4 separate regions of the Mus musculus genome follow, and all the other regions are linked to region 2. Evidence: chromatin loops called from intact Hi-C (ENCODE). Cell type or tissue: left cerebral cortex. All regions are shown on one strand. Region 1 overlaps Gm14206 (a long non-coding RNA gene). Region 2 has its middle 27 kb from the start of Krt20. Region 3 has its middle 11 kb from the start of Krtap17-1. Region 4 has its middle 6.4 kb from the start of Krtap1-5.

Region 1 (2,500 bases), 820 kb before region 2:
GTTTTTTTTTTTTTTTTTTTACTATAGTGGCAATGGCGGCTTTGTGTGAGTGTGAACGAGTGTGTAATGTGACAATGAAGAGGTTGTAGGACTGAAAGCACGGGCAAGTGTACAGGGCAAAAGTGTGCACACATGAGACAAGTGTGACTGTGTGTCAGTGTGAGGTTGTGTGCGCATGTGCGATTGTCTATGAGCATGTGAGAGCATGTGTCTAAGCTTAGAGTGTGGCTGTGTGTGGACCTGAGGATGCAGGGCTGTGAGGTATGTGTCTGTGTGCCACGTGCACGCACTAGTGCAAGGGCATGTGATTAGACTTGAATGAGGTTGAATGTGTGAGTCCATATGGTAGCCGTGTGCAAATGTATGTGTGGGCTGTGTAGGTGTGCATTTGTGTGCAAGCTCTGTGAAGGTGAGTTGCATGTGCACCTGTGTGAACTAGCCACTTGCGTTGGGGAAGTGCTGAACTTGGACTCAGGCCCACCTCTCCTCTAAGGTTATAGTCAATGTAAGTGAAACCCAGAGTCTTTCTATGAATTCTGGGAAATTCCAGGGAACTGCAGGCTCAACCCCCGCCCCCCAGGGGAGTTTCCACATTCTAGTGAGAACTTTGAGGCCTTTCTTTCTTTCCTTCTTTCTTCCTTCCTTCCTTCCTTCCTTCCTTCCTTCCTTCCTTTCTTTCTTTCTTTCTTTCTTTCTTTCTTTCTTTCTTTCTTTCTTTTTCTTTCTTTCTTTCTTTCTTTCTTTCTTTCTTTCTTTCTTTCTTTCTTTCTCTTTAAAAACGCAACATGGAAGAGAGTCAAAATAATACTGACAAAATGTATGTAGGATTTAAGACATAGAATCACAGGACCTTGCACTAGCATGCATTCTGAAATGTATATGTGTGCACACGTTACACATGACGCACAGACCCATACCTCACAATCTTATATCCCCAATAAAGGCATAGAATCTACTATGTGTTATTAGACACTCAAACTTAAAAAAATCAATTTAATTTGAAATCACATGAATGTGTGTGTGTGTGTCTGTCTGTCTGTCTTTGTGTGAGAATGTGCAAGTGAAGTGCCCACAGAGGCTAGACATATTGAATTCCCTGGAGCTGGACTTCCAAGTGATTGTGAGCTACCTACTATGGGTGCTAGGGACTGAACTTGGGAAGGAAAAACATGCTCTTAACTGCTGAGCCATTTCTCCAGGACCTCAGACACTAAATCTTTCGACATGGGCCCTTCCCCTATCCTCATGGCCCTGGAGTTAGTGAGCAGAAGCCATTCCCAGGTCTGAGGTCAAAACAACCGCGGTGTCTGTCCAGCTAGCCCCGAGCAGCTCAGTGCTGCCCTCTGCAGGCGCACGATCAGAGATTCGAGCCTCTTAGCTCCAGCCTAGGTGACAAAGAGCCTATCTGGCTCATCCAGTGAGACCCTCTTGCTGTTCATCCACACATGCAGAACATGCTTGGATGTGCATGTAGGGTAGCCATGTAGGTGTGCGCATAGCCGTTTCTTTCATTGGTTTGTATCGGGTTCCCAGTTTTGGGGGGTCACACCCTGTGTGGCATGCACACCAATAACAGCTGCTGCTGTTAAAGAATTTTCAGTAGGAAGAGAGTACTCCTCTTGAAGAATAGGGACTGACCCAGGGATCCCCAAACTCGAAGCTGGCCTTGGGGTGAGCAGTTTCATAGAGGAGCCTAAGGGGTAGGAAAGGAGTGACGCGTGGGACAATGGACACAGTGGCCCAACTGGGGCTTGGTGCAGTGGGAGAGTCGGGGGGTGGCATACTAGGGAGTTGTATAATGAGGGAGATGAGCTGACCCAGACTCCAGGGAAGGGGTCTGAAGAGGCAGCTGACAGATATGTGGTCCAGCATCCTCCTGAATTTCTTCTGTGTCTTTGTGAACAAGGGTGCAGTACCGCAAATTACCAGCAGATGGTGCTCTAGCTACAGGATTGAAGCTTAGGTTGCACTCTGTAATGCGTTCTTTCCAAGAATGGAAAGATGCTGGAGCCTAGAGGCCAAATGGCTTCCCTTTTAGGGCAAGAGGACCTTGGGACGAGGTGGGGCGGGACTCCACACTGTCCCTTCAGCTTCCTGGTCAGGTACCTGCCTGTTCAGCTTCTATTCTTTTCTGTCTCTCAGCGACTTTGAAACACCCCCCAGGAACATAAAGACCCCCTCTGGTCTGCCCTGGAGGTTTTTCTCTAGACTCCAGAGTCTGTTGAGAGTCAGACAGCCTTTTTAGAAAGTTCCTGGTTGTTATAATCCAGGGCTCCGCCCCACTCTCTTACTTCCCTGGACGGCCTGTAGGAGGAGATTCCTTGTCTGTTTTAAGCTGGAGTTGTTAGGACCAGACACAGCTCACTCTCCTGCCACAAAGATCTAGAGGCTTCCACAGGACTGGTTGGTGGGCACAGCTCTCTTCCTAGCTGAGCTTGGGGCTTGGGGGCTGTTCCTTAATGGCTGTGGGGACAATGGAGATTATGGAGGAGGGCCCTTC
Region 2 (2,500 bases):
CAGAGACAGCGAGCATGTGAAAGAAAGGCAGGTTTGTTGAACTCCAGCAGTACACACAGACGTTCCCCCAGCCCTGACTCCCTGTGGGACCATTTATCAGAACCCATCCTGGTATTTCTGTCTCTAAGGCATCCAAGTCTCGTGAGCATCTTTCAACAGATCAAAGGGCAGAAGAAAAATGTTCTTGGATCGGCTCCTAAGAGAAATCTCACACCAGATTTTCCTGGGCTATTTCAGGCCAGTCGGTGCCTGTTCTTTTATAGGAGGGCATCGATCTTCTCAGATGTGGAGGAAATGAGGCAATGGATTTAAAGACCACAAGTTCACAATTACAGCAGCACCGGTTCCTAAGATCTCCTGCGCTCGTGGTCTGTTGTCAGCCTTTGTGCCTTTGTGTATAAGACCGAGCTCAGGAAACTCCTAATCAGAGAGATGACAGCTGACAGGGATGCACTTAGGGACATTTGGCACCAGGAAAGAGGTTGAACTGGGGGGATCTGATCAGTGACTTCACTAGAATAGAGTTCCTGTTTATAAAGAATGTAAAATAACAGCTAGGTAGGGGTGTTGACTGGTTTTGAACATCTGTAGGTGTCTGTAGGTGAAGGAGTGACTGAAGTGGGCATAACGTTTGTTAAGACACAGTGACCCACTTACATGTCATCCATGACAGATTGTGCAAGGGCAGAGTTACAGACCTGTTTCTTTGACCCCAGAGATTTTTAAATATTTACCTCCAGGGACCAGGTGTGATGAGTGGCTCATGCCTACAATCCTGGTCTTCAGGAGGCAGAGACAGAAGGATCACTGTGAGCCTGAGGCTAGCCTGGGCTACAAAATGACATAGTGAGTTCCAGGCCAGTTCATACACACACACACACACACACACACATATGCATACATATACATATATATTCATACATATATGAAAATAAAAATTACCATCAGGCCTGTAACTTTTGCGGAAAAGGAGTCCCAACCTCTGCTGTGGTTGGGAGAGCAGAACTAACTGGGTTAAAATCACAGCAGGGTAATTAGGCCTCTCTCAATAACTCTGCCCTGGGAAAAGTGGACCATCTCTTAGTAAAGCAAAAAGGGGCTTTGATCCTTCACAGCCGACTAAATGGAAGCAAAGGCACTTTGCAGACTACCTAAAGAGGTTAGAATTGGTGCAATCACTTAAAAGATTTTTAAAATGTCTGAATCATTCTCCTCACCCCACTCCACCCCATCCCTGCTGCTAACCCAGGGCAAAAATTTTAAATAGTCAAAAGAGACCATGGGCAGTTTTCTTTTAAAACTGTATAGTTTTCTTCAATCCCTTTCCAGACTCATGGTCAACTATTGCTCATCATGGTGTTTTTCGCAAGATGCTAATTTGAACAGAGTAAAAAGGTCGGGAGGTGAGTCAGAAACTGGATTTTTTTTTTTTTTTTTTTTTTTTTTTTTTTTTTTTTTTTTATCCCCAGCAACCTGGAAGGGGTTGCTTCAGGTTAGCCTCTGTTAGAGAGAAAGAGCAAGAGCGACCCCTGCTGGCCAAAGAGGCAAGGCACGCTTTTTCCTTCTTCAAGGTGCAAATTTGAAGTCAAATTAATCTCCATGTCATCACATAAAAGACCTCAGGGATTATACTGACTGTATCCTGTGAACGATGGCAAAAAATGGCCACCAGGACATAACTAGGCCTTCTCTTATCTCCGTTGAGCCTGCATGACACCACCTCACAGAACATGAAGTCCTGTGTGTGACAGGGAACACTTTAACAGTTATTTGAACTGGAATTCTAGCCAAAGATCTTTCTCAAAATAAATGGAGCCCTATGAGACAGCAGATGTTCTGTCCCCTCCAATCCATAATAAGGACAGCTTCATATTACTCTACTTCATCATAGTTAGTCCATCCACAAAGGACAGAGCTGACCAGGTCAGTGGGAAGGGGTGATGTCAGGGCAGGCTTAACCTATTCCCTGGTGGGCACAGTGATTGAAAACAAATGGCCACTCTGGTCTCACAATGTGTTCAGGGCCTCCTCTGAGCCCATCTGATTGGAGAATAAGCTAGAAACTTTCAGTAGCTTTCTCTCTTTCTTTTCTCTCTCTCTCTCTCTCTCTCTCTCTCTCTCTCTCTCTCTCACACACACACACACACACACACACACACACACACACACACACACTGGGCCACTCAGCTCCCTGAGATCATTACAATATAAGAGACTTCTTTTCCTTTTAACACCGGTGCCCTAATAAGAAGCTTCTGGAAAAGTTAAAGGATATTTAAAGTCATGCTTTTACCATCCCCTCACTCTCTGGGAGTCAGCAGACAAACAGTGCTTGCTAACAGGTGCAGACGAAAATCAGGTGACCAGAACCATGAGCTCCCCATGGTGACAGTGCCACACAGGTCAGGTGGCAGCTGAGGCTTGGAGCCAGAGCAGACACAGGCAGTGTTACAGGGACAGGGACTTCTGATTTCAACGTGGGAGAACCCCAAAACTAGTA
Region 3 (2,500 bases), 540 kb before region 2:
GCTCTCTGAGCACTTCTCTTCATTTCTCGCGACAATGGTTCAGTACACACACTGTGTTGCCTGCTCTTCGATGCTTTTAAAACGATTTAGATTTAGAAATAAACAGCGCATTTAGTTGTTTGTAGCATGTGGGTTATTTCCAAATATCTCAGCCTACCATACATATATCTGACATGTTTGAGTTTGCCACCAGCTCCATATATACATGTGGGTGATCACTCGATACAAATGTATTAAGTCTAAGCAAAGATAAAAATTCAGTTTCCCAATCACTAGATGCATTTCAAGTGTCCAGTGGAGGGGTGCGCGCACGCGCGCGCGCGCACGCACACACACACACACACACACACACACACACACACACAGCCCATTAGCAGAACATTTCTATTGGCACAAAACATTTTATAGCAAAGCACCAGTCCTCATCTAAGATTAAGTGTGCACTGACCAGTGAGGGAGGGAGTGTGACCAGCACCTACAATCTTCTAGCTGATCTGTAAGTAAAAAGTCAACTCCCATTCAATGATGATTTCATTTAGCAGAAACTTATTGAATGCACTATATACACTAACCACTGTCAATTGGTGAATAAAACAGCCCTGGTGTGTGTGCATGTGTGTATTTGTGTCAACCTAAACATGACGTAAGGATATTATAATAACAAGACCTTCCTTAAGACAATTTCTGTAGTTAAGGGAAGAATGTGAGAAAGGAGGATGACTTCAGGAGCAGGCAGACATGGACTCCAGTCCAAGCTTTGTATCTTCTAGTTAAAGAATTTGATCTCCGAGAGCCTTAGTTTACTTATATACAAAATGAGATGGCCTGAGGTGGCCTTGTGATTGAATGCTTGCCTAGCATGAGGGATTTACAAAAGAAATAAAGGACAAAACCCAAGAAAGAATGCCACCACAACCACCTTCCTACCACCAATTGTAAAACTTGAACACCAGAGGCAACGCCTACCTATAAATTGCCCAGAGCAGTCTGGGCCGGATGCTGTGTATGCAATGTCAGTAGACGAACACTAGAGGCCGCCAGAATAGAGGGCATGCTTACTCTCTTTTTTTTTTTTAAAACCAAATTTTTCCTTTGACATTTTCATACATGTGTATGTATTATGATAACTCTCATATACTCTCTTAGCACACTCGTATCCTTGTTAACCCTTCCCTGTCCTGATTGATAACTTTTTGTCTTGTTTTGTGACCTGTTTAGTTTATCAAGATCCATCTGTGTTAGCATCTGTTTGTAACTATTCATTGGAGCCTGGCTGTGTGCGTGCGTGCGTTTGTGTGTGTGTGTGTGTGTGTGTGTGTGTGTGTGTGTGTGTGTGTGTGTGCGCGCGCGTGCGAGCACCAGTGGTTACACAGCTGAAGGCAATGACTCCTCCGCTTCATCTGTCAGTAGCAATTGCTCATTAGTATGAGATGGAGCCCTTGAGCCCCCTTTTTTACCATGCTTGACTGTTGACAATCTTATTTAATTTATTCAAAAAATTATTTCATTTTACATGTACAAGTATTTTGCCTGTGTATATGTCTATACTTTTCAGGAGTGGTTCCCACAGAGGTCAGAAAAGGGTGTCAGATCACCTGGAACTGGAGTTACTGAAGATTGTGAACGAAGCTGGGTCCTCTGCCAAGACAACCAATGCCATAAACTGCCAAGCCATCTCTCCAGCCCCAATCTCATTTTTTTTGCAGAGACCCGACCTGCTGCAACATTGTGGCTGCAATTGCAGTGTGGTGTGTGTTGCCCAGAGGATGACATTTTGCACGCCTTCTCCTTGTCTTCTGCTATGACATTCTCCCACGCTCTTCTGCAACAATGTTCCTTGAGTGTTAGAAGGGAAGATACAGATGTTCCTGAAGGCAGACCACTCATCTGCTACTTAGCCTCAGTATCCAGTGCGACCATGAGTCTCTATATGTGCTGTTCACTGGAAAAAGAGGAGTCTCTGATTAAGGCCGACAGAGTGGGCATGCTTATTTTAAAAATGACTTTTAGAATTAGATTTACTCATTTTAAATATGAATTTCTTCAACAAGGAAAACCACGGTGTCTGCCACACACCAGAATTAATTCATGATATGTATCATGACTAAGTATAAAAATGCAACCATAAAAACAAGAAACACATAAAGAGTCTCTCATCTGATTTGGATATGGAAAATGGCTTTCAAAACATAACAGGACAAGAAAGGAAAGATAGATTTGTCGACAAAAAAGAAAACTCTGTCCTTAAAGAGACCACAGACACAAATGGCCCTCTGGGGAAAATTTTGAAACATATTTGACATAATGAAAAATGAAACATACTTCACATAAAATAAGTTCCTATAAATTAGTTAGGAAAGATAAATAGCTTAGTAGAAAAATTGGCAGAAATAGATAATTCCCTAAGGGAAGTGTTCTCTCTCTCTCTCTCTTTCTGATTTCAGTTGTGGGAAATAATAGTTATGAAGTTGATGCACTAATAATGAAATATATTTAAATA
Region 4 (2,500 bases), 110 kb before region 2:
ATAGAGCGAGTGGAAGGTCTCAGTGACTAAGTTCCTGCAGTGTACATTATGACAGAGCAGGAGGGCTGGTATAGTCCTGAGGCAATAAAAGGAAGGCTACTGTTTAATCGCACTGGGTCAAGACAAGCTATACCCTGATGTGAGGATGGATGTTTCCAAACAGCATTTTCAGTTGCACTCTGGGTTAATTCATCCCATTAGAAATACTCATCTTGGATATCGGAGCCAATTGGGGTCACTAGCTGAATGACTTTAAGATAATAGTATACAGTTATTTTATTACTCTCCCAAATTGGTCTGCTCAGAAGGAAAAAAATGTGAGCTAAATGGGTAATGTACCAGCATCCTGGCTAGTTTCATGTCCTTCGTAATGGTATCCATCTTCAAGGATTGCCCTCTCAACTGTCAAAATTCTGGATTGATTATCCTAATACCTGAGGGAACAGCAAGCAGCTCCTACTAAGGCCTTCTACTTCTTGTCATTTGGCTGAAATTTGTTCTTTGGGTCTGTGCACAAACGTGGGAATTGTCACAGTTGTCAAATGTGGTTATTTCTATTAAACATCCACAGACTGAGGAGACAGACCGTAGACCACCGTGTTTCAGCTGAAGACTAAGATTCCTTCATTCACTGCCCACTGGGCTTATTAACCTGCATCACCAGACCCAACTCCAACATAAGTTTCTGGAACCCTTAGCTCTAATATACGTGTCTATAATGTATTATTAGACAATCATTATATATTATATAATGTTGTATATATATATGGCTGACATAGGATAGGCTTACTGGCCAGCCAGTCTATTTGAGTTTCACTTTCAGTAAGAGATCTTTGTCTCAAAAAATAAGATGAAGTGTGGTAAAGGCAGACACTCCACATTAACCTCTGGTCTCCACATACACTCACACATATGTACATGTGCACAAGACAGGCATATGTAAAACAAAACAAAACAAAATAATACAATACAATACAATACAATACAATACAATACAAACATGAGTACCACTTTAGGAAGAGGCAATGACGTAAGGAACAGAGTCAGGCCTGTCATCTCAGCCCTCCAAAAGCTCAATCAGAAAAACTGCTTTGAGTTTCAGGCCAGCCTGGTCTACAGTGTGAAACCCTGTCTCAAAAAGAAAGCCAGAGAGCCAGTGAGATAGCTCAGCAGACAATGTACTTGACACCCAGGCTTGACAACCTGTGTTTGAGCTCCAGGAGCCACACAGTGGAAGGAGAGAATCGACTCCTGAAAGTTGTCTTCTGACCTCCACAAGTGCATACTCACACATAAACAGGATAGGAGGGGGCGGGGGGGGGGGAGGAGAGAGACTAAGACAGATAGACAGACAGATAGGTAGAAGATAGATGTAATTTAGAGAGAGAAAAGAAACTAGAAGTCAATGATGTGTGGAGATTCAGGATATCTAAGGATGACTGTCTTGAATTTCTCAGCTCCTCCATTCTGACCTCTGTGGCAATCTCTGAGATGCCTGTAGTGGTACTCAGTAAACCTCTTTGTTGCTCTGCCAGTGGCTGTGCTAGACTTGACCACTAGGGGGCAAGAGAGGAAAACCGCGCCGTCTGCAGAGTAGGGTCCTGTCCCTTCCTCTTTACTGTTTTCTGCTTACTCCTTTGTCAGCTGGTGCCAGCGTTATCACCTCAGATTCGCTGCCTCGATCCAGCAGGCACGCATCCTTGCCCTGGCAGTACCTGGGTTCCATTTGTAGTTCTCTCCACTCTATAGAACTAACTCCACTGCTCTTTTCAGCCCATGACACGAGCTAAGCCTGCCACACCTTTCCCAAAATGCGTTTCACTCTTCAGGGTAACATCCTCTCTAACTCTGTATGTTTTCTTTTTCCTTCTTTCTTTTTTCCTTCTTTCTTTTAAAATGCACATGTTCTGCATTTACTAAACTTATGATGTCGTAGGAGTTTCTTTAAACCTTTTTAATCACCTAACCAACAACTTAGTTAAAAATTGTTTTAAATTAATTCAATGCAAATCATGTGTGTAGTTCATGTCTCCTGACTAAGCCCTGTTACATTTGCCTCCTTTAAAAAAATTAAAATTATTTAGTGAACTATTCACTCAGACTTACACTCACTCCTTTTGGTTGCTCGTCAGAGCTGATTGTGGGGAACATGGAACATATTAGTCTCTACTTTAGAGAAAACACCTAGGGAATCACATTCGGGCAATACTGAATCTAGTTTAGACACTAGAAAGATTGCCAGCCCCACTGAACGTGGTAGCTAAGAAATCTCCCCATTTCTATAGAAACTTTCTTATAGGAAGAGGATAATATCCAGGAAGACCCTCTGTTGACTCCTGAGATGCCCAAACCACAGCTCTAATAGAAGAAACCAGAACCCACTCTGCTCTTTAAATGCCAATGGGCAAAAATCATTTTTAGAAGTCAAAGGACATAGAGCAATTTGGGGAAATTCTGAAGGCAGAGACTGTGAATCATCACATCCACTGAAGCATGGAAG

Evidence for each region. Peaks named below come from ENCODE experiments on the same cell type or tissue, not always from the same donor. Only the 100,000 strongest peaks of a DNase experiment are listed, where the experiment ranks them.
Region 1: it touches region 2 in a loop (10-fold over the local background); 36 of 42 quality-filtered maps call a loop at or near these places.
Region 3: it touches region 2 in a loop (16-fold over the local background); 26 of 42 quality-filtered maps call a loop at or near these places.
Region 4: a loop joins it to region 2, with 9 times the contacts of the local background. A loop is called at or near these places in 15 of 42 quality-filtered maps.

What each region holds. Positions count from the first base shown.
Region 1 is chr11:100,281,620-100,284,119 of GRCm38, reverse strand. All of the region lies in intron 1 of Gm14206 (a long non-coding RNA gene), which reads left to right. Among named protein-coding and RNA genes, the nearest start is that of Krt42, 13 kb to the right of the region's middle. In left cerebral cortex, CTCF peaks have their summits at 1,348 (motif pointing left) and 1,935 (motif pointing right); DNase peaks (open chromatin) are centred at 1,341, 1,931 and 2,252.
Region 2 is chr11:99,464,016-99,466,515 of GRCm38, reverse strand. No RefSeq gene overlaps it. Among named protein-coding and RNA genes, the nearest start is that of Krt20, 27 kb to the right of the region's middle. In left cerebral cortex, a CTCF peak has its summit at 1,533 (motif pointing left); DNase peaks (open chromatin) are centred at 1,232 and 1,532; H3K27ac peaks cover 826 bases.
Region 3 is chr11:100,003,521-100,006,020 of GRCm38, reverse strand. No RefSeq gene overlaps it. Among named protein-coding and RNA genes, the nearest start is that of Krtap17-1, 11 kb to the right of the region's middle. In left cerebral cortex, a CTCF peak has its summit at 1,016 (motif pointing right); DNase peaks (open chromatin) are centred at 1,018 and 1,800.
Region 4 is chr11:99,573,378-99,575,877 of GRCm38, reverse strand. No RefSeq gene overlaps it. Among named protein-coding and RNA genes, the nearest start is that of Krtap1-5, 6.4 kb to the left of the region's middle. In left cerebral cortex, a CTCF peak has its summit at 1,552 (motif pointing right); a DNase peak (open chromatin) is centred at 1,556.